Linked DNA regions of Homo sapiens: region 1 is linked to region 2. A link is an interaction called in ENCODE POLR2A ChIA-PET data of the cell type or tissue named here. Cell type or tissue: Panc1. All regions are shown on one strand. Links, peaks and the distances in the headings refer to the core of each region. The heading gives the core; the rest is flanking DNA. Region 1 overlaps KDM4B (lysine demethylase 4B). Region 2 overlaps PTPRS (protein tyrosine phosphatase receptor type S).

Region 1 (11,166 bases), core at 1,365-9,364, 350 kb before region 2:
ACACACTCCTCACCTGGTTGTTCAGGTTCTCCGTGACTGTCCTTCTGCCCTTCCAGGGTGGCAGCTTCCACCTGAGAGGACAGGAGCCCCCACGGGGTCCCCTGCACGCCCTGCAATGAGGGGCAGCCCGGCATCTGTGGGGTCTTCTGGGCTGCTCTCTGGCCTCTGAGCTCCGGGTCTTCCTGGGCTGCTCTTTGGCCTCTGAGCTTTGGCAGGTCCTTGCCCAGGCTTGCTTGGCTGCCCCCAGGGGTGGCACTTCCACACCCTCCCAGTCACCATAGCCCTGACCTGTCGATTTGCCAGACAGTTTTCTTTAAGTCCATTTAAAAATGACTCACCTCTTTGATCTTGGCCTCTTCCTGAACAGTAATGTCCCCAGAGTTGTGGAACGTTAATGTGCTAGTTGCACATACTTTTATTTATTTATTTTGAGACAGAATCTCACTCTGTCACCCAGGCTGGAGTACAGTGGCTAGATCTCAGCTCACTGCAACCTCCGCCTCCCGGGTTCAAGTGATTCTCTGGCCTCAGCCTCCCGAGTAGCTGGGATTACAGGTGCCCGCCACCACACCCTGCTAACTTTTGTATTTTTAGTAGACACGGGGTTTCACCATGTTGACCAGGCTGGTCTCAAACTCCTGACCTCAAGTGATCCGCCTGCCTCGGCCTCCCAAAGTGCTGGGATTACAGGCATGAGCCACTATGCTCGGCCAAGTTGCACATACTTTTACTAATTCGCGTTCAAATGAGCTTAACCACTATATTAAAAAAAAGAAAATTTGTATCTTCCCAAATACTGAGGGGGGAGTGGATTGACGAATTGATGTTTCTTGGTTTTTGGACAAATTAATTTTCAAGCTCACTCCCTGCGTGACTGGCCTGTTCTAGGATGCTGGACTTGGTTAGATCTGGGTCCGTCTATTCCCTCCTGCTCCCTTGAGGAGCTCGGAAAATGGCCTTCCCTGTTGGGGCGGGGAACATGGGAAGTCTCTACCTCCTGCTTAGTTTTGCTGTGAACCTAAAACTGCTCTCTGAAACAAAGCATATTAAAAAAAAAAAAAAAAAAAAACTGGCTGGGTGCGGTGGCTCATGCCTGTAATCCCAGCACTTTGGGAGGCTGAGGCGGGCGGATCACCTGAGGTCAGGAGTTCGAGAACAGCCTGGCCAACATGGTGAAACCTCGTCTCTTCTAAAAATAAAAAAATTAACTGGGCGTGGCGGTGCACACCTGTAGTCCCAGCTACTTGGGAGACTGAGACAGGAGAATTGCACCGAGATCCTGCCACTGCACTCCAGCCTGGGTGACAGGGCAAGACTCCGTCTCAAAAAAATAAATAAGTGGCCGGGCGCAGTGGCTCACGCCTGTAAAGCCAGCACTTTGGGAGCCAAGGCGGGCAGATCACAAGGTCAGGAGATCGAGACCATCCTGGCTAACACCGTGAAACCCCGTCTCTACTAAAAATGCAAAAAAAATTACCCGGGCATGGTGGTGGCCGGTGCCTGTAGTCCCAGCTACTCGGGAGGCTGAGGCAGGAGAATGGTGTGAACCCGAGAGGCGGAGCTTGCAGTGAGTTGAGATCGCGCCACTGTACTCCAGCCTGGGCGACAGAGCGAGACTCCATCTCAAAAATAAATAAATAAGTAAGTAAGTAAGTAAATAAATACATAAAATAAAAAACTGGCCAGGTGTGGTGGCTCACGCCTGTAATCCCAGCACTTTGAGAGGCCGAGGCGGGAGGATCACCTGAGGTCAGGAGTTTGAGACCAGCCTGGCCAACATAGTGAAATCCCATCTCTACAAAAATACAAAAATCAGCCGGGCATGGTGGTGGGCGCCTGTAGTCCCAGCTACTCGGGATGTGGGGGCACGAGAATCTCTGGAACCTGGGAGGCAGAGGCTGCAGTGAGCCAAGATCACACCACTGCACTCCAGTCTGGGAGACAGAGCGAGACTCTGTCTCCAAAAAAAAAAAAAAGAAGGTAGTCAAAGGAGTAAAAACCAAAACAAACAAACAAACAAAAGATTTTCCCCTGCTCAGAACCTTCCGGTGACTTCCTGTTGCCCTTGGGAAAAATTCTGGGCCCTTTCGCGTGGCCCCTTCGCTCTGTCATCTGTGGCCTTGTCCTTCCTTCCTTTCCTCCCTTTCTTCCTCCTGCACCTGCTCCTTTCCTGGCACAGCCGCCTTCCCTGCCCGCCCTTCCCTGCCGCAGGACCTGTGCACTTGCTGTGCCCGCTGCCTGGTTCTCTTTCCACCCAGCCGGCTCCTTATCACTCTAGTCACTTCCCTTCCCTACTTCTCCTCCTTTGCATGTCACACGATCAGAGCTGGGTATTAGTCTGTTTGTGTATCTGTTTGTCTCATCTACTAGGGCAGGGGCTTTTTCTGGAAGGGCCGGAGAATAAATATTTTTGGCTTTGTAAGCCAGAGGTCATCTCTGTCCAGACCACTCTGCTTTGCCGTTGTAGCAAGAAAGCTCCCGTGGGCGAGTGTGCCTGTGTTTCAGTAAAACTTTATTTATGGACACAAACGTGAATTCCGTGCAATTTTTACATTATAAGACATTTTTCTTCTTTTGCTTTTTTTTTCCTCCAACGACTAAAAAATGTCAAAACCATTCTTAGACTGCAGGCTGTACAAAAACAGGTGGCGGGCAGGATTGAACCTGTGGGTTGTAGTTTGCAAATACCTGGCTAGGGTGTGAGGGCCACACTACGGAAAGCTATGGAAACCATGTCAGCCTCACGACCCCTAGAATGTACGGCAGCTCCTTAGACGTGGTGGGTGTTGAGTGGACATTCCTTGTTGAGTGAATGAATTTTTTTTTTTTTTTTTGAGACAGAGTTTTGCTCTGTGGCCCAGGCTGGGGCGCAGTGGGCTGATCTCGGCTCACTGCAACCTCCACCTCCCGGATTCAAGCGATTCTCCTACTTCAGCCTCTTGAGTAGCTGGGATTACAGGTGCATGCCACCACGCTCGACTAATTTTTGTATTTTTAGTAGAGATGGGATTGCGCCATGTTGGCCAGGCTGGTCTCCAACTCCTGACCTCAGGGCATCCGCCTGTCTTGGCCTCCCAAAGTGCTGGGATTACAGGCGTGACCCACCGTGCCCAGCCTGAGTGTGAATTTGTATCTTCCTAACTTCAAAGCATTTAGAGTCATATTCTAGCCTTAAAAAAAAAATGGGGCATGGCCGGGTGCGGTGGCTCACGCCTGTAATCCCAGCACTTTGAGAGGCCGAGGCGGGTGGATCACCTGAGGTCAGGAGTTCGAGACCATCCTGACCAATATGGAGAAATCCTGTCTCTACTAAAAATACAAAATTAGTTGGGCGTGGTGGTGTATGCCTGTAATCCCAGCTTGTTGGGAGGCTGAGGCAGGAGAATCGCTTGAACCCTGGAGGCAGGGGTTGCAGTGAGCTGAGATCACGTCACTGCACTCCAGCCTGGGCGACAAGAGGGAAACTCAGTCTCAAAAAAAAAAAAAAAAAAGGTCATGGGTCATTTCAAGGATCCTTAAAACTGCAGGAATGTGAGAAAATGCGATGCTGACATCCACCCAGACAGCCTCACCATAAAGGAGGGAAAAAACAGCTACAAACAGTGTAGGTGGGGGGAACGCTTCGCTGTTTGAGACGCCAGACTCTCTTGCTCTGGGATTCACGCGGCTGCCTTTCTGTTACAGCTCACCAAGCGTCAGAAGCACGTCGAGCCGTGTACTCGGCCCAAGGAGTTCAGTGTGACCTGGCAGGAACTGAGGGTTTGTTTAAAAGGAAGACAGCATTGCACAATTTCACAAGGCTTTTGTTTTGTAAGCATCGGAACTCTCCTCGTTACCAGTGCTAGCGCCCCCGATGGGAGGGGCAGGGGAGTCGCAGATGGTGGTTTCTGCTGTCCCTGAGCACAGAAAGCCTCATGAGGGAGGTGGCTTATCCAGTGCAGAGCTCAGCTTTGTAGAGTGAGTGGACAAGTGCCCGTCGGTGGCCATCGTGCGGTCAGTAGCCGAGTGGGGGACTGTGCCCGGCCACACTTCCTTTGTCTCACTCTTCTCCTGGCTGACAGGCATTTTCTGAGCCAAGTAGGTCTTTGGCATCTTAGATTTGGGCCTGTCCCAGGAACGTTCTGACTTGTCAAGAAATCGTACCGTTAATTTACGGTCATGCTTTCTTTCCTTGATTGAAATAAACAATCTGGAGAGGCTTGCTCAGAATTTCTTGGCTTTCAAAAGTTGCCTGTCTTTTTTTCTTTTTCTTTTTCTTTTCTGTTTTTTTTTTATTTTTGCTTGCCCCCTCTCTCTCCCTGCTTCTCTGGCTCTTCCTCCCTTCCCTCTTTCTTTTCTTTCTTTATCCACCTCAGTGATCTCAGCAAACACGAGGGGATGGATGACAAGTTTGCGTCCAGCCATCTCCGCCCTGCTGGCAGGCTGTGCCTCTTTGGCGGTGGCCGAGCGCGAAGTTGCTCTGTGGCTCTGGACTGGGATCGTGTTTGTTCAATGGACAAAGGCTGAGAATCCCGAGGCCGACTGCCCAGTGGCTGCTGCACCTCAAGACCCCGAGGGCTCTCAGGTGCACAGTGACAGTCACTCACGCAGACCTGGCCCCGTTTGCTGGTAGGCGCGACCACCGTTGTGTTTTTCAGACAAGCCTGGGTGACTTGCTGTGAAAACGTCAGCTGAGGGCACGGTGGCAGGATTTCCCCCTGCATAGACCTCCCGTCAGCATTCATAGCTGGACCCAAGTGCTGGCACCTTCCGAGCCGCCGGCAGTGGCGGTGGGCCTGTTTGCGTTTTTGCGGCTGCCCTAGTCTCCAGGGAGAGAGCGTGGAGACAGACGATTTGTATGAGATTAGCCGGCCGTGGATTCAGAATCGCTCTTTGTGTGATGGGTCCCAGGGGTTCCTTTTGACCACAGAGCCAGCCTGAAACTACCCACGGGTGCTGTGGACCCCTTGATCATGGCGGGATGGAAATGGGCTGTGCCCTCAGCCGGGACTCAGGACTGCAGCATGTCTGGGCAGCAGCCTGGAAGCTGGCCAGCCTCGGCGCCCTTGGGGACAGCCCTTGACACTCTGGCTCGGTGCCCTGAGTGAGGGGGCGCCACCCTGGGCTCCCTGGGATGCGAGCAGGACCCAAGCCAGGCTGCTGGACCGGGACAGTCGCGTCATGTTGCTGTTGTCCCCTTCCTGCAGCATCTCCATACTCTCCTAAAATCCCATCTGTCAGACAGTGTTGGCTGTAGGCAGAGCGGGCCTCCTGTCTTGCAGTCGGGCCGCGTGGATCTGATTGTCTTGCTCAGGAGAGAGAGAAGATTGCCGTCCCTAGCATGCACTTGAGTCAAGCCTCTGGAATTTCAACTCCTGCTCCCTGCTCTATTCCAACTGCTTCCCCCAGGAAGGGGGGACGAGGCGGAGGAAGTCGTTCTCTTGACACCCCTAGAACATAAGGCATCTTGGCCAGGCACAGTGGCTCACGCCTGTCATCCCAGCACTTTGGGAGGCTGAGGAGGGTGGATCACCTGGGGTCAGGAGTTCAAGACCAGCCTGGCCAACGTGGTGAAACCCCATCTCTACTAAAAATGCAAAACTTAGCCGGGCGCGGTGGCACGTGCCTGTAATCCCAGCTACTCGGGAGGCTGAGGGAGGAGAATCGCTTGAACCTGGGAGGTGGAGGTTGCAGTGAGCTGAGATCACGCCACTGCACTCCAGCCTGCACAATGGAGTGAGACTCTGTCTCAAAAAAAAAAAAAAAAAAAAAAAAAAAAAAAGAACATAAGGCATCTCATGTTACTGTCTGTCTGGGCTGGAATTGGTGGAAGCCACAGAATTTTTTTGGCCCCTCTAGCCACGGGTGTCCTGCGTACCCCAAAGGCAGAGCAGAGCCTGCTTCTCAGCTAGAGCCTGAAGGGCAGCTGCCGTTCATCAAAACAGCTCCTGTGCAATTCTGTGCCTGTCGCTGGCTCAGGGGCGCGGGAGGAGGGATGGGCTGCAGCGAGCGGGTGTGGTCAGGCCCAGGCTGGTGCGTGGTCACTGGGAGCTCGGGCAGCATGGCTGTCACTGTAGCCACACCCTGGGTCCCTCTGAGTGGGTTTGCATTGTCCAGCTCCGCGTGAGAGTTGTCAAGTTCATGCGTGCCTGGTCAGGGGCGCAGGGTGGCCAGATGACCAGTGTCTCCTGCCCGCAGGGCCTCTTGGTGGAAGGAGATGGAGAATAACTGCCAAGAGGGGTAGAAACCAAGCCTGGAGGCCGGATGGCTGTAACCCAGCACTGTGGGAGGCTGAGGTGGGAGGATCGGTGGAGGCCAGGAGTTCAAGACCAGCAAGGGCAACATGGCAAGACCCCATCTCTACAAAAACTAGAAAAAATTTGCCAGATGTGGTGGCTATGTCTGTAGTCCCAGCTACTCGGGAGGCTGAGGCGGGAGGATTGCTTGAGCCCAGGAGTTTGAGCCTACAGTGAGCCATGATTACACCACTGCACTCCAGCCTGGGCAACAGAGCAAGACCATGTCTCAAAAAAACCCCAAAAAACCAAGCCCAGGGAAGCACAGGGCAGTGCAGTGCGCCGGGAGGCTTCCCATAGGAACTGCTGTTTGCGCAGAGCCTTGTCCATTGTGGGAACTGTCACAGATGACTGTGAGCTTGAGAGCAGAGGAAGTAGCGAGAGGAACTTGGGGGTGTGGCCTGGGAGATCTGAGAGGGGATGGGGTCAGGGTGAAGCCCACCTGGCATGCTGGAGGCAGCTGGGCACCCAGGCTCTGGGGTGTCTCTGGAGGTGTTACCCGAACCAGTGTGATCATGGGGACATGAGGCAGCAGGCAGCCCCGTCCTCGAGGAGCTCAGAGTCTAGTTGGCAAGTCTAGAAGCCATTCCTGTCACCAGGGAGGGCCACCTCACAGTTGCCCAACTATTGGCGTCAGTGTGCTGGCCAGGTTCTGAATTTTCTAGGACAGCCTCCCTTAGAAATGATCCTGCCATTTTAAAAAATATATATTTTTATGGAGCTATCATTCACATACTATGAAATTCATCTTCTTAAAGTATACAATTCAGGCTGGGCACAGCGGCTCATGCCTGCAATCCTAGCACTTTGGGAGGCTGAGGTGGGCAGATCACTTGAGGTCAGGAGTTTGAGACCAGCCTGGGCAAAATGGTGAAACCCCATCTCTACTAACAATACAAAAGAATTAGCCAGGCATAGTGGTGCACGCCTGTAGTCCCAGCTACTTGGGAGGCTGGGGCATGAGAATCGCTTGAACCCAGGAGGCGGAGGCTGCAGTGAGCTGAGATCATGCCACTGCACTCCAGCCTGGGTGACAGAGCAAGACCTTTTCTCAAAAAAAAAAAGATACAATTTAGTGGTTTTTAGTACATTGACACAGTTGTGCAACCGTCACCACTATCAAATGTTAGAACCTTTCTATTATTACACAAAGGCACTCTGCCTCCACCAGTGGTCACTATCCATCCCCTCCCCCATCTGCTGGTACCCACACATCTCTTTCCTGTCTCTGGATTGGCCTGTCCTGAACATTTCATAGAGATGGAGTCACACACTGTGTGGCCTGTTGTGTCTGGCTTCTCTCAGTGGGCGTGATATTCTCAAGGTGTATCCACGCATGGCATGTGTCAGAGCCTTGTCCCTTTTCTTTCTTTTTTTTTTTTTTTTTTTTGAGATGGAGTCTTACTCTGCCACCCAGGCTGGAGTGCAGTGGCATGATCTCAGCTCACCTCAACCTCCGCCTCCTGGGTTCAAGTGATTCTCCTGCCTCAGCCTCCTGAGTAGCTGGGATTACAGGCACCTGCCACCACACCCGGCTAATTTTTGTATTTTTAGTAGAGATGGGGTTTCACCATGTTACATGGCCAGGCTGGTCTCGAACTCCTGGCCTCAAGTCATCTGCCTGCCTCGGCCTCCCAAAGTGCTGGGATGACAGGCGTGAGCCACCGCGCCCGGCCCACTTTGTCTCTTTACCTGGCTGCATCCTATTCCCCTGTGCGGGGGGTGTCCTGTTTTGTTTTCCATTCATCTCAGTGGGCATTTAAGTTGTTCTCATTTTTTCAGCCCCATCCTCTCCCCAGTCTGTGGCAGAGCTCAGGGATTCCTGTGCTGCACCATGCAGAATACAGGCCGAGATGGCCCCGGGGCAGACACAGCATAGAAACCATTTGTGGGGCTGGGGTGGGCGGGGTCAGCTTGGCGGATGCTGGGCTGCGGCTAGGCTTTGAGGTGCAGTGGCCCGGCGGGCCTGCAGGGGTGCAGAGGTACCCTGTGAGGCCACAGGGTCTAGGCTCCAGGTCATTAGTGGCGAGTCCGCGCCACGGGCCTCTTCTCTCAGCCTGAGCTGGCGTGCCTCAGCCAGTGGGGCCCTGGCAGGGACCTCTCTGTGCAGCCACAGGGCCCCTGTGTCTCCGCTCCATGGGGCAGCGTGGCCCCAGCTGACCACAGCTCTGACTTGCCCTTTGCTGTGTCCTGTAAGGTCACCCCTGGTGAGCAGGACCCCTGAGTCCACCACACCAGGGCCCGACGGCTGTCCTGTCCCCCTCGTCCTGTTTTTGGTGTCACCCCGCTGTCTGGTTAGCTGTGCCGGCCTCCCTGAGGGGCTTGTGAGAAGATGCCAGGGCCTTTCTTCCCCAGAGCTGCTCCCGCGAATCCAGCCTGGGGTTGGAGAGCACGCTGCTCCCTGGGTCACTTCCCTTTCCTGGTCCGGGGCCTGGTCCCAGCCCTGACAGGGTTGTGAGCCTTAGGAGGTGGCCATCAGGTTCTAAATGTGCCCCTGGGGCCCAGCAGCCTCCACCTGGACGTCCCCCCAGGAGGTTAAAGGGGTGAGTGGGAGCCCCCCCCACCACGCCGGGCCCCTTGGGAGTGCAGGTGGGTTCTCCAGGGGAGCAGGTGACACTGCCAGGCACCGGCGGTGCTGTACAGTCAGCCCAGTGCCAAGCCCCACCTCTTCCCACCTGCTCTGCAGTGCTCTCCCTGTGGGGACAGTGATGTGCCTGGGGACTGTCACCTGCTCTCCCCTGACAGAGGATGTGGGTTACCTGGGGTGCCCCATCAGTACCCCAGGGGCTGCTGATGAACATGGGAAGACCCCATGGCAGGGGGCGGTCACGTAACTAAACACTACCAAGTGTCATGTGGTGAAGGTGGACCCCTGCCTCACACCATGGCCAGAAGCCAACCCCACATGTAGCAGAGATGAGAACATGTTACTAAAACGATTACAAAACCTCTAGAAGAGCCAGGTGCAGTGGCTCATGCCTGTCATCCCAGCACTTTGGGAGGCTGAGGTGGGCAGATCACCTGAGGTCAGGAGTTTGAGACCAGCCTGGCCAACATGGCAAAACCCCGTCTCTACTAAAAAATACACAAAATTAGCCTGGTGTGTTGGTGCAGGCCTGTAATCCCAGCTACTTGGAGGCTGAGGCAGGAGAATCGCTTGAACCTGGGAGATGGAGGCTGCAGTGAGCCAAGATTGCACCACTGTACTCCAGCCTGGGCAGCACAGTGAGATTCTGTCTCCAAAAAAAAAAAAAGCCAGACGCAGTGGCACATGCCTGTAATCCCAGCTACTCAGGAGGCTGAGGTATAAGAATCTCTTGAACCTGAGAGGCGGAGGTTGCAGTGAGCCAAGATCGCACCACTGCGCTCCAGCCTGGGTGACAAGAGCAAGACTCCGTCTCAAAAAAAAAAAAAAAAAAAGCCTCTAGAAGAAAACCTGGATGTATATGTAAAATGTTGTATTTCCTTTTTTTAAAAAAATTTAAAATTATTTTTATTTCTATGTTTTTAATGGCTTGTCTGTATAACCAAAAGTGATGTTCTCTCTCTCTCTCTCTCTCTTTCTCTCTTTCTTTTTTTGTGGCGGAGTCTCACTGTGTCAACCAGGCTGGAGTGCAGTGGCGAGATCTCGGCTCACTGCAACCTCCACCTCCCGGGTTCAAGCGATTCTCCTGTCTCAGCCTCCTGAGTAGCTGGGACTACAGGCGCGTGCCACCACACCCAGCTAATTTTTGTATTTTTAGTAGAGACAGAGTTTCACTGTGTTGGCCAGGCTGGTCTCAAACTCCTGACCTCGTGATCTGCCTGCCTTGGCCTCTGAAAATGCTGGGATGACAGGTGTGAGTCACTGCACCTGGCCTAAAAGTGATGTATGTTTTAAGGCAGCGCTGTCCAGTGAGGATGCAGAACAAGCCCGTGTGTCTGAATTTTCTGGTAGCTGAGTTAAAAGGTGAAGAGAAATGGGGGAAATTAATTATTACAGTGTATTGTATTGAACCCAGTATACCCCCAGTTTTATCATTTCAGCATGTAATCATCATCTTCAAAACTGTTGGTGAGATGTTTCACACTGCTTTTTCTTTTCTTTTTTTTTTTTTTTTGGGTGCTGTCTTTGACATTCATTGTGTATTTCCCCTGAGAGCTGGCCCTACGTGGTTGATCATTTGGGGAGGGCCCTGGCCCCGGATGCACTGAGCGTGATGCCAGCCTGGTGCTATAGATGGGGTCCTGGTGCTTAGTGGACCAGGGCCCACGCTCCTTCCTCCCACCCTCCCAATCCTGCCCCCGCCTATCCCAGGCAGGACTTATGGCTCTGATGGTGTCTGGCTGGAGAGATGAGACACACCTGACATTCACCAGCAATGGCAGGACACGCTGCGACAGGTGCGGCTGAAGAAGAGCTAGGCTGTCTGGCGGTGGTCCTGGCCTATCTTCCCAGTGGGCTCTCGCCCACAGTCTCTCGCCTTTGCCAGGGAGCACTGAACCGTGGACTGGTCCTGGGGGCCAAGGGGTCCTGGCGGCCCAGCCTGGGCAGCGCCTCTGGCATCGCAGCTGGTGGGGAGGCGCAGGGCTGGTGGGGCTTAGGAGGCGCTTGGCACTGAGGAGGTGTTTCCGGGAAGAGAATGGCAGGAAGTTGGAATGCTTCTTTGGCTGTAGGAAAGCCCAGAAGAGAGACTTGTGGATCAGCACCGCCCAGGAATAACATCCTATAGCCACAGGCGGCTTCAAAGGGCTTGAGCTATCAGGGCAGGATTGCGGGAGGATTCGCAGCAGGGAGGATGGACACCCGGAGACCTGCTACCCATGCACGTAGCCTGCTGGGCTCAGATCCACCTCTCCTGGGTCTGTGTCTTTATTTCCAAAGTGGGGGTGGCTCTGCAGGTCCCGCTTC
Region 2 (11,166 bases), core at 1,511-9,510:
CCGCGGGGACCGACTCGAGCCCGCCCCGACTGGCCGACTCCCGGGTTGGGGGTGGTTAAAAGCAAGAACGTGGAAGCCACCTGCTCCCCGCAAGCACTGCCTCCAGCCCGCAGAAAGACCTCAGGCGGCCGGGCGCGGTGCTCATGCCTGTCATCCCAGCACTTTAGGAGGCTGAGGCGGGCGGATCACCTGAGGCAGGGAGTTCGAGACCAGCCTGACCAACATGGTGAAACCCTGCCTCTACTAAAAATACAAAATTAGCCGGGCATGGTGGCGCACGCCTATAATCCCAGCTATTCGAGAGGCTGAGGCAGGAGAATCGCTTGAACCCGGGAGGTGGAGGTTGCAGTGAGCCAAGATCGTACCATTGCACTCAAGCCTGGGCAACAAGAGCAAAACTCCGTCTCAAAAAAAAAAAAAAAAAAAAAGAAGAAGAAGAAGAAGAAAAAGAAAAAACAGACCTCATGCATTTCAGAGCCTCATTTCTTCCCCTGGGAAGAGCTGCTTAGGCAAAATGTATGCCTGGAGCCCTACTGTGTGCAGATGCTGCCATGGACATGGTAGAGGAGGAGAGAAGCAGATAATGAGTATGAAGCATTCGAGGCTGGGAGAGGTGGCTCACGCCTCTAATCCTGGCACTTTGGGAGGCCGAGGAGGGCAGATCATTTGAGGTCAGGAGTTTGAGACCAGCCTGACCAACATGGCAAAACCCCATTTCTACTAAAAATACAGAAAAATTAGCTGGGCATGGTGGCACATGCCTGTAATCCCAGCTACTCAGGAGGCTGAGGCAGGAGAATTGCTTCAATCCGGGAGGCAGAGGTTGCATGAACCAAGATCACACCACTGCACTCCCGCCTGGGTGACAGAGTGAAACTCCGTCTCAAAAAAACAAACAAAAAAGCATTCAACAGAGAAATGGTGGCAAGGGCTTTGAGTCAAAGAGAGCAGAAGGGGGAAGACAGGAAACTAGGTGGTGGGGCAGGCTGCAAGTTTAAATAGGGTGATCGGGGAGGCCTCATTTAAAAGTGACCTGAGACGTGAAGGAAGTCAGGGAGGTTGCTGTTTGGGGAAAAGCATTCCAGGCAGAGGGCACAGACTGTGCAAAGGCCCTGGGGCGGGACCATGCCTGGTGTATTGGAGGAACAGCGAGGAGGCCCGTGTGGCTGGAACAGAGTGAGGACGGGGAGAGAGGAAGGAGGGGACGGCAGGGAAGGGATGGAGCAGGTTGTGCAAGGCCTGGTGGGCTACAGGGAGGACTTGGGGTTTTCCCCCAAGAGGTGAGAGCCATAGAGGGCTATAGGCAGAGGAGGGATGGGACCTGACTCAAGAACTGAAAGATGTCATTGTGGGAAGACAGACTGTGGGAATGAGGGCTGGGGTCACACCAGAGCAGAGGTGACCGTGTTGGTCCAGGTGATGATGGGAGCTGGACCAGGTGGAGGCAGAGGATAGAACAAAAATGAAAAAATGAAGGCCACGTGCAGTGGCTCATGCCTGTAATACCAGCACTTTGGGAGGCCAAGGTGGGTGGAATGCTTAAGCTCAGAAGTTCAAAACCAGCCTGGCCAACATGGTGAAACCCCATCTCTACAAAAAATACAAAAATCAGCCAGCATGGTGGCACGTGCCTGTCATTCCAGCTACTCGGGAGGCTGAGGCAGGAGAATCGCTTGAACCTGAGACAGAGGCTGTGGTGAGCCAAGATTATGCCACTGCACTCCAGCCTGGGAGACAGAGCGAAACCCTGCCTCAAAAAAAAAAAAAAAAAAAAAAAAAGAAAGAAAAAAAGGGAAAGCAAGCTGGCCTGTGTACAGTACTCAGCGCACAGTCCGGCACACAGCAAGTGCTCAGCATACATTGGCTTGTATTATTTTTAGGGTCTTAGGCTCTGTACTCTGAACCTGAAACCCGCTTCCCCTGGCAGGACCCAGGAGAAGACAGTGACCCCTGTGCCTGGGAGCATTTTGTGTATGGAAGGGGACACAGTTTTCACTCTCATGTCCCTATTGGCCTGTCCCAGGCTGGCGGCAGCTGATCAGACCAGGGCCAGATCTGATGGTTGCAATGGAGGAGGAGAGGAGAAGGAGGTAGTGACCCATGGGTTAAAGGGGGGAGGCCCCCAGGTGTGTCAGGATGCAGCCCTGCCACAAAGCGTGGGGTCAGCCCAATCCTAACTCAACTCTACTTGCTGTGTGACCCTGCACAAGTCACATCCCCTCTCTGAGCCTCGGTTTCCTTATCTGCGAAAGTGGGGCAGTGGTTGCAGGCTTCTCACAGGGCTGTGCAGATTCAACAGGACCACGAGGCACTCAGCTAGAGGTGGGATCCGTGTCAGCACCCATCATGCTTGGTCGTTCACCATCATCCCCATCCTCACACTGTTTGCAAAACTTCGAGTCTGGGGTCTCTGGAGCACAGGGGCAAGAAGAGCCACATCCCCAGGAGAGCCACATCCCCAGAAGGTGTCCCAAGGTTCATGTTCTGCCACCGTTTGGATCCAGTTGAATTGCAAATGCCAGAAAAAGCACAAATAAGGAATGATTTCTCTTTTCACCTAAGGGAAGCTGCCAGGTTGGCCATTCAGGGTTATTTTCCCCTCCCCGACAATCACTGGGGCCCAGGCCCCTTCCACCTCTTTGATCCCCCATTCTTATCTATGACACCTGCCTCATGGTCCAAAATGGCTGCCTGAGCACCTGCCATCATCTCCATATTCCAGCTGACAGGTAGAGAGGAGCATGTGCCACTTCTCTTGAAAGGCATTTCCAGAAAATCCTGCTTATTTACGCCATGGGTCAGCATTGAATCATATGGCACAGACAGCTGCAAGGTGCACTGAGAAATGTTTTCTTTCCCCCAGGTGGCCATGTGCCCAGATAAAAATTGTAAAGTTCAACTGCTACGGAGTCGGGGGATATGATGGGATATTGGGAGATCCCGCCACAATATCTCATGTGGGCCATGGGGCCAGGTCTTGGGTCTCAAACCAGCGCATCTGAGACATTTTAACCTGGAAAGAGAAGAGAGACGTCATCGGGGCCGGCCCCCTGCCTCCACACCACGACGGTTTCACTCATTCCAACATCCACCTCCCAAAAGACTCCAAGGTCAGAAGCAGTGGCCACGACCCAAGCACAGGCTCTGCCCAAGGCGTCCCCAAGGACAGGCCCCCACCGGCAATCTGTGCTCCCCAAGCACTGGGGCTGAGCCACCAAGCACCCCCATTCAGCCTCCTTCCTGCCTGCCGAGGACACCGGCCAATTCATCTCCTTCTCCTCAGTAAACAACTGTCAGGGAAAATAAATAGTTTTTAATAGGCTCATTAATTGAATTCAGGAAGAAATCACCTTCTCCCCAGGCCATGGGGAAGCAACGCTCAGTTCAAGAAATTCAGGCCGAAGGCAGAAGGGGCTCAGCCTCCCAGAAAGTCCAGGAGATGCCCCAAACAGTTGTAGTCACATTCAATAACACTGGGACAGGCATGGTGGCTCATGCCTGTAATCCCAGCACCTGGGGAGGCTGGGGCAGGCAGATCACTTGAGGTCAGGAGTTCGAAACCAGCCTGGCCAACATGGTGAAACGCTGTCACTACCAAAAATACAAAAATTAGCCGTATGTGGTGACACACGCCTGTAATCCCAGCATCTCGGGAGGCTGAGGCAGGAGAATCGCTTGAACCCGGGAGGTGGGGGTTGCAGTGAGCCGAGATCGGGCCATTGCACTCCAGCCTGGGCGACAGAGTGAGACTCCATCTCAAGAAAACAAAACAAAATACTGACTCAACCAGCAAGGGGGTCATTCTGTGCTGGGCTTAAGGCTAAAAGCCTCAGGTGGGTGCTAGGATGTCTTAAACACCTCAGGGGTGCTCAGGCTTCAGCTTTCAGCCTGGAACAGACAGAGGCAAAAGCAGCAAGAATTTAATGCCCTTGTTTTGCTCTCACCACATTTATTTTTAAGGTTGTACCTTCAAGGACATACCAGGTTTCCGTTCACAAGAGCAAGACAAAGTTTTCTCTTTTACGTTTTAAAAGAGAATGGGTTTAAACAAAACGTGTCAAGTACTGGCTGGGCACGGTGGCTCGTGCCTGTAATCCCAGCGCTTTGCGAGGCTGAGGCGGGAGGATCGCCTGAGCCCAGGAGCTTGGGGCTGCAGTGAGCTATGATCGTGCCACTGCACTCCAGCCTGGGTGACAGAGTGAGATGCTGTCAAAAGAAAAAGAAAGAAAAAAAAAAGAAACGAAGAAAAGAAAGGAAGAGAAGAGAAAGAGAAAATGAGGGAGAAGGAAGGAGAAAGAAGGGAAGAGAAGGAAGGAAGGAGGGAGGGAGGGAGGGAGGATAGAAGTAAAGAAAGAACAAGAGAGAAAGAAAGAAAAAGGAAGGAAGGAAGGAAAGAAGGAATGAAGCAAGCAAGCTAGCTAGTCCTTAGGCGATGGGGCAGCAAAACACCAGATATAGAGTCCAAAGACCCTGCAGAGTGACCTCGGCACAGACCTAGAGAGTCACAACTGACCCTCCACACCTGCTGAGGGTTCTGTCCACATTGACGTGACTCAGTTTCCCCACTGAGGCTGAGGTGGTCCAAGGGTAGCCCCGCTCGCACTCCCAGCCCAGCTCCTGCCAGCGTGGCAGCCTGCCCTGCGACTCGGTCTGCGCAGGGCTTGCCGTAGGTGCCCGCCAATCTGCTCTCCGCACTGCAGTGGGCACACTCCAAGCGCAACTCAATACCCCGGACACAGCGACTCCCCAGCGCCCCCAAGCCCCATATGCAGGTCCTGCGACCTTGCTTCCAGAGGGCACTGATCATCAAGCTGTATTTTATGATATCTTAGCCAGTTTGGGGCTTACTCCAAGCGTGTTTAGCATAGATCCTTCCAATACCAAGACCCTTCTACCCAAGAGACAGCCTCACCCCCATTTTGCAGACGAGAAAACTGAGGCCCTGGAGGGTGAAACCACTGCCCCAGGGTCACACTGAACAAGCAGCTCAGACATGATTCAAACTTGCACCATTCAAATGCTAAACCCGATCCCCCAAAGATCCCCTGGCCCATTCCTGGTGAGCTCCTCAGTAACTTCTCCACCTGTCTGGCCAGACACACAGGGTGCCCAACATCCATCAGGCCTGGCTCAGTTCTTTTTGTTTTTAGAGACAGGGTCTCGCTCTGTTACCCAGAGTGCAATGGGGCATGATCATAGCTCACTGCAGCCTCAAACTCCTGGGCTCAAGCAATCCTCCCACCTCAGCCTCCTGAGTAGCTGGGATTACAGGTGCACACCACCACACCCGGCTAATTTTTTTACTTTTTATAGAGATGGGGTCTTCCTATGTTGCCCAGGTTGGACTCGATCTCCTAGCCTCAAGCAATCCTCCCATCTCAGCCTCCCAAAGTATTGGGATTACAGCCATGAGTCACCATGCCCGGGTACTGGTTGACTCTTAAAATCATCTGGCCCAACCACTGTACACTTTCTGGGGGTCCCCAGACCCTTTGGGCCTCTCACCTTCTCCTCAGGAGACAAGAAATCTCACAGACTGTTTTAGAGTTCCCTGACCTCCTGACACTGGTCCTCAGACCCCTGGCTTGAAGCCAATTACTCAGAGACATCACCCTCAAAGCCATTCCTTACCACTTCTTTTGTTTTTTTTTGTTTTTGTTTTGAGACAGAGTCTCACTCTATTGCCCAGGCTGGAGTGCAATGGCACAATCTTGGCTCACTGCAACCTCTGCCTCCCGGGTTCAAGCGATTCTCCTGACTTAACCTCCTGAGTAGCTGGGATTACTGGCACACACCACCACGGCCAGCTGTATTTTTAGTAGAGACTGGGTTTCACCATGTTGGCCAGGTTGGTCTCAAACTCCTGACCTCAGGTGATCCACCAGTCTCGGCCTCCCAAAGCGCTGGGATTACAGGCGTGCACCACCACAGCTGGCTGTATTTTTAGTAGAAAAGGGGTTTCACCATGTTGCTCAGGCTGGTCTCGAACTCCTGACCTCAGGTGATCCACCTGCCTCAGCCTCCCAAAGTGTTGGGATTATAGGCGTGAACCACCGCGCCCGGCCCTTACCACTTCTTGCCAGACACTACGGATATTCATCAGCTCAGAGAGGGTGAGCAAGTAGCTGAGAGCACACAGCATTTCCGCTGGGAACCCAGTCTCCTGGCCTCCCTGCCCAAGGGCAGAGTGAGCTGAGCTTTAATCCCAGCACTTTGGGAGGCTGAGACAGGTGGATCACCTGAGGACAGGAGTTCAAGACCAGCCTGGCCAACATGGTGAAACCCAGTCTCTACTAAAAATACAGCCAGCCATGGTGGTGCGTGCCAGTAATCCCAGCTACTCAGGAGGTTGAGGTCACTGTGGCTGCCTCTCCCTGCAACATCACCCACTCCGAGTACTCTCAGAGCAGGACCAGGGGGCTCTTGCTGTGAGCTGCCGAGGCAGGGCTTTCCCCATCATTACCTGCCTGATCAAGGTCATTAGACGTGGCAATGCTGGTACACGCAGGCCAGGCGGTAGCTCCCAGGAGCCAGACGGGCTGATCTGGAGGGGCGGGTGAGGTGTGGCGGAGCTTAGGTCCTAAAGGGGTTGCAGACAGAGCGATATCGTGAGGGAAAACAAAACGGGGTGCGGGAGGCAATGGCGGGGTAGGGGTGGCCTGGCCAGAAACAGAGCTCCCGGCAGAGCAAGGACAAAGGCCTGGAGGTGGAAACAGGAGAAGGATAGGTCTACATGGAGTGGAACGGACAAAGGGGAGGGGAAGAGGAGGAGAGATGAGGCCAGCGGCCCACAGAGAGGAGTCTGAGGGTGCCATCCAGAGAGGGAAAGTGACTTCCCCGAAGTCACACAGCTCGTAAGGGGCAAAAACACATCCTGGCCGATAACATCTTTGCTCCCAGCCACTGTGGGAAGTGGCCTCTGGCTACATCGTAGCTAACAATCCAGCTACAGAATTGCAGCCCCCAGTGCAAAATGAAACCGTGGGGTTTTCCTTGTTTAAAAATTATTAAGGCCGGGCACAGTGGCTCACGCCTGGAATCCTAGCACTTTGGGAGGCTGAGGCGGGCAGATCACGAGGTCAGGAGATCAAGACCATCCTGGCTAACACAGTGAAACTCTGTCTCTACTAAAAATACAAAAAATTAGCCGGGTGTAATAGTGGGCGCCTGTAGTCCCAGCTATTGGGGAAGCTGAGGCAGGAGAATGGCGTGAACCCGGGAGGTGGAGCTGGCAGTGAGCTGAGATCATGCCACTGCACTCCAGCCTGGGCAACAGAGCAACACTCCATCTCCTAAAAAAAAAAAAAAATTAAGAATTTCCAGGTCGGGCATGGTGGCTCACGCCTGGGATCCCAGCACTTTGAGAGGCCGAGGTGTGTGGATCACCTGATCTCAGGAGTTCAACACCAGTCTGGCCAACATGCTGAAACTCTGTCTCTACCAAAAATACAAAAACTAGCCGCCGAGCATGGTGGCACATGCCTATAATCCCAGCTACCTGGAAGGCTGAGGCAGAATCTCTTGACCCCAGGAGGTGGAAGTTGCCGTGAGCCGAGATCACGCCATTGCACTCCAGCCTGGGTGACAGAGCAAGACTCTGTCTCAAAAAAAAAAAAAAAAAAAATTATTAAGAATTTCCAGACGGCATCAACAGAGCATCCATCTAAATGCAGCCCCTTCTGATCGTGGGCCCCCGAGTGACTGCAGGGCCCCCGTGAAGCTGGGCCTGGGTGCAGCCTCCAGGAGTGTAGAAACGACATCCTGTCCAGAAACAACGCCTCTGTAAACCTGAGAAAGGGCTTGTCATTCCCAGTTCTCACCCTTCCTTTGTGCCTCAGTTTCCCCATCCGCAAGACAAGGGGACACCTGCCACCTCTCAGGGCAGTTCTGAGGAGGAAATGAGAAAACACAGGGCCAGGCACACTGGTACTGGTGGCGGAGCATTAGCGGCCCCCACCACGGGGGACTTTCCGCCCGCTTGGGTTAGTTCTCCTCTGTTGCAGCTGTTTGGAGAATGTGGGTTTGAGGTTCCAACCTCATCACCCCTAACGGTTCACGAAGCTGTGGGGAGAGAGGGTAGACTCATCCAGCTCCTCCTGTGCACCTTGGGCTCCTGGCCCCGTTATCAATGTGACACCACTGAATTCCCAGTGATGCAGCAGGCAAGACTCGTCCCCATTTCACAGATGAGAAAACTGAGGCTCAGGGGAAGGAAATAATGAGGTCATCTCACACAGCCAGGGAGGGTCTTTGTCAGGATCCGAACCTGGGGCGTTCAGACCCCTAATGCCCTTCCCCAGCAGGGCCGGAGTCTGGGCTCCCAGGGCCAGATGGGGCCAAGAGAAAAAGTCCTGGGACCTGGCAGCCTCTCTGCACCCTGCTGATATCTGGGAGTTGAAGCCAGCACTGTTGCCGGAAACCCCGGCAGTTCACACTCTCTAGAATTCATCCGACAGGGGCAATTACCCACTTCCAATAATCAATGGGGCAGTGGAACCAGGACAGATGTGCAGAGGGAACCCATTAGCAATCTAAGCGTTCTGGCCCCGCGAGACGTCAGGGAGCGTGTTGGGTGGACGCTCAGGGACAAAGGCACCATCTGCCTGATTTCTCTCGCTGTCTTGGGTCTTCAGCATAAGTCAGGGCTTCTTTTTTTAAAAAAAAAAAAAAAAAAAAAAGAGAAGGCCTTGCTCTGTTGCCCAGGCTGGAGTGGAGTGATGCAATCATAGCTCACTGCAGCCTCAAACTCTTAGGCTCAAGCAATCCTCCCACCTCAGCCTCCCCAGTAGCTGGGACCGTACGTGTGCACCCCAACCCTCGGCTGATTTTTTTTTGTTTTTTGTAGAGATGAGGTCTCACTGTGTTGCCCAGTCTGATCTTGAACTCCTAGGCTCAAGCAATCCTCCCGCTTTAACCTCCCAAAGTGTTGGGATTATGGACGTGAGCCACCATGCCTGGCAAAATCAGGGTTTCTAAACCTCAGCACAGTGTACATGAGGGTGGGGTCATTATCTGGGATGGGGTCATCCTGGCCATTACACAGAGTTGAGCAGCATCTCTGGCTTCCACCTACTCCATACCAGCAGCACCCCCCTGGACATGACACCCAAAAATGTCCCCAGACGTTGCCAAGTGTGCCCAGGGGAGCAAAAGTGACCCCGGCTGAGAACCACAGCAGTACACTCAACGAGTAATACTGGTAACCCGGGTGCTCCAGCCCCAAGAGCAAACGACTGCGCTACAGAAAGAACGAGGGATGGAGAAGCAGGTCCTGCCGCCAGTAGATAATTCGCAGCCCTGCCCCGCGGGACAGCCGGCTTCCTTCTACGCAGTATTTAATTTAAGTCAAGTTTATCATTATGACCAATATTAATATAATCAGAGCCAACGTTTATCGAGCGCGGACGCTGGCCCAGGCCCTGTTCTCAGCACTCTCTGTAAGCTATCACACTGGTGCCTCTAAAGAACCGCAGAGGTGGCTGGGAGTCTTAAACCCATTTCACAGGCCTGGAAACTGAGGCCCGCGGACGGCAATGGAGGTGTCAGAAGTCACGCAACTTTTAATTGTTGGGGAAGGGGTCAAAGTCCACGGTGGCCCTGGATTTCTGTACTGTGCCATGTTAAGATGTTTCAACCCAAGGATGTTAAAATAGGGCAATTTTTTTTTTTTTTTAGACAGAGTCTCACTCTATCGCCCAGGCTGGAGTGCAAGTGGCATGATCTCAGCTCACTGCAACCTCCGCCTCCCAGGTTCAAGCGATTCTCCTGTCTCAGCCTCCCAAGTAGCTGCGATTACAGGTATGCACCACCATGCCCAGATTATTTTTGTATTTTTAGTAGAGGCGGGGTTTCACCATGTTGGCCAGGCTGGTCTCAAACTTCTGACCTTAGGTGATCTGCCTGCCTTGGTCTCCCAAAGTGCTGGGATTACAGGCGTGAGCCATCATGCCCAGCCAAAATTGGGCAATTTTACTTAAAATCTAGATTTCTGCTTTTCCTTGGAAAAACCAACAGATCTGGCCCTGGAGCCATTCAGGGCTTCCTTGGAGGTTGAAGAAGCCTTTTTGGCCCATACGACCCGCTGGAGTGGAGACTCCAGCCCTGACAGGCGTTATGGCTTGAGAATCACACACCCGCCATGGCTTCCTGCCTCGGTTTCTCCCTTTGGACTGGTGAAAGGGGTCCCTGTCCATCCTCCTGCGCAAGGCCCAGCAGCAGGCAGGCAGGCATGGCTGTGTGGTCTTGGGCAAGTTGCTCTCCCTCTCTGGGCCTTGGCCTGACAGATGTTCCAAGAAGCATTCCCAACATTCCAGGTTTTCTGTTGATCCTGATGTTGGCAGCCCAGCTCTGGGGGCTTTCAGAGAACTCTGACCGCACATCTAAAAAATGCAATTTGTTAGACGCGGTGGCTCACGCCTGTAATCCCGGCACTTTGGGAGGCCAAGGCAGGCGGATCACTTGATGTCAGGAGTTTGAGACCAGCCTGGCCAATGGGGTAAAACCCCATCTCTACCAAAAATACAGAAATTAGCCAGATGTGGTGGCGGGTGCCTGTAATCCCAGCTACTCGGGAGGCTGAGGCAGGAGAACCACTTGAACCCGGGAGGCGGAGATTGCAGTGAGCTGAGATCACGCCGTTGCACTCCAGCCTGGCGACAGAGCAAGACTGTCTCAAATAAATAAAATAAAATAAAAAATAAATAAAAAATGCCAATTCGCCAGGTGTGGTGGCTCACACCTGGAATCCCAGCATTTTCCGAGGCCAAGGCAGGCAGATAGCTTGAACCCAGGAGTTTGAGACCAGCCTGAGCAATATGGTGAAACCCATCTCTACAAAAAAAAAATAAATAAATAATAATAATAATAATAATAATAATACAAAAGTCAGCTGGGCGTGCTGGTGGATGCCTATAGTCCCCAGCTACTTGGGAGGCTGAGGTGGGAGGATTGCTTGAGCCCAGGAGTTAAGACACTGCAGTGAGCCATTATGGCATCACTGCACTCCAGCCTGAGCAACAGTGTGAGTCCTGTCACACACACACACACACACACACAATGCGATTCGAACTCCTTGGGGTGGGGGGTCCTGTGTGGTCTTCCCCAGCTAAAGTCAACTCTTCTCTTCTTGTTTCCGCCCCCCTCACCTCCAGCCACAAAGCAGCAGGT

What was found. ChIA-PET counts read pairs that join two places held together with the same protein. Peaks named below come from ENCODE experiments on the same cell type or tissue, not always from the same donor. Only the 100,000 strongest peaks of a DNase experiment are listed, where the experiment ranks them.
Region 1: POLR2A ChIA-PET joins it to region 2 with 17 read pairs; 5 of 35 experiments call an interaction of 5 or more read pairs at or near these places.

Annotation. Positions count from the first base shown.
Region 1 is chr19:4,972,777-4,983,942 of GRCh38, forward strand. The region is part of intron 1 of KDM4B (lysine demethylase 4B); the gene reads left to right. Among named protein-coding and RNA genes, the nearest start is that of KDM4B, 9.2 kb to the left of the region's middle. RefSeq lists an enhancer at 11,158-11,166. In Panc1, for the core only: no CTCF peak of the experiment used is centred there; no DNase peak of the experiment used is centred there.
Region 2 is chr19:5,322,473-5,333,638 of GRCh38, forward strand. All of the region lies in intron 1 of PTPRS (protein tyrosine phosphatase receptor type S), which reads right to left. Among named protein-coding and RNA genes, the nearest start is that of PTPRS, 13 kb to the right of the region's middle. RefSeq lists enhancers at 1-12, 7,682-7,791, 7,892-7,971. In Panc1, for the core only: no CTCF peak of the experiment used is centred there; no DNase peak of the experiment used is centred there; H3K27ac peaks cover 297 bases.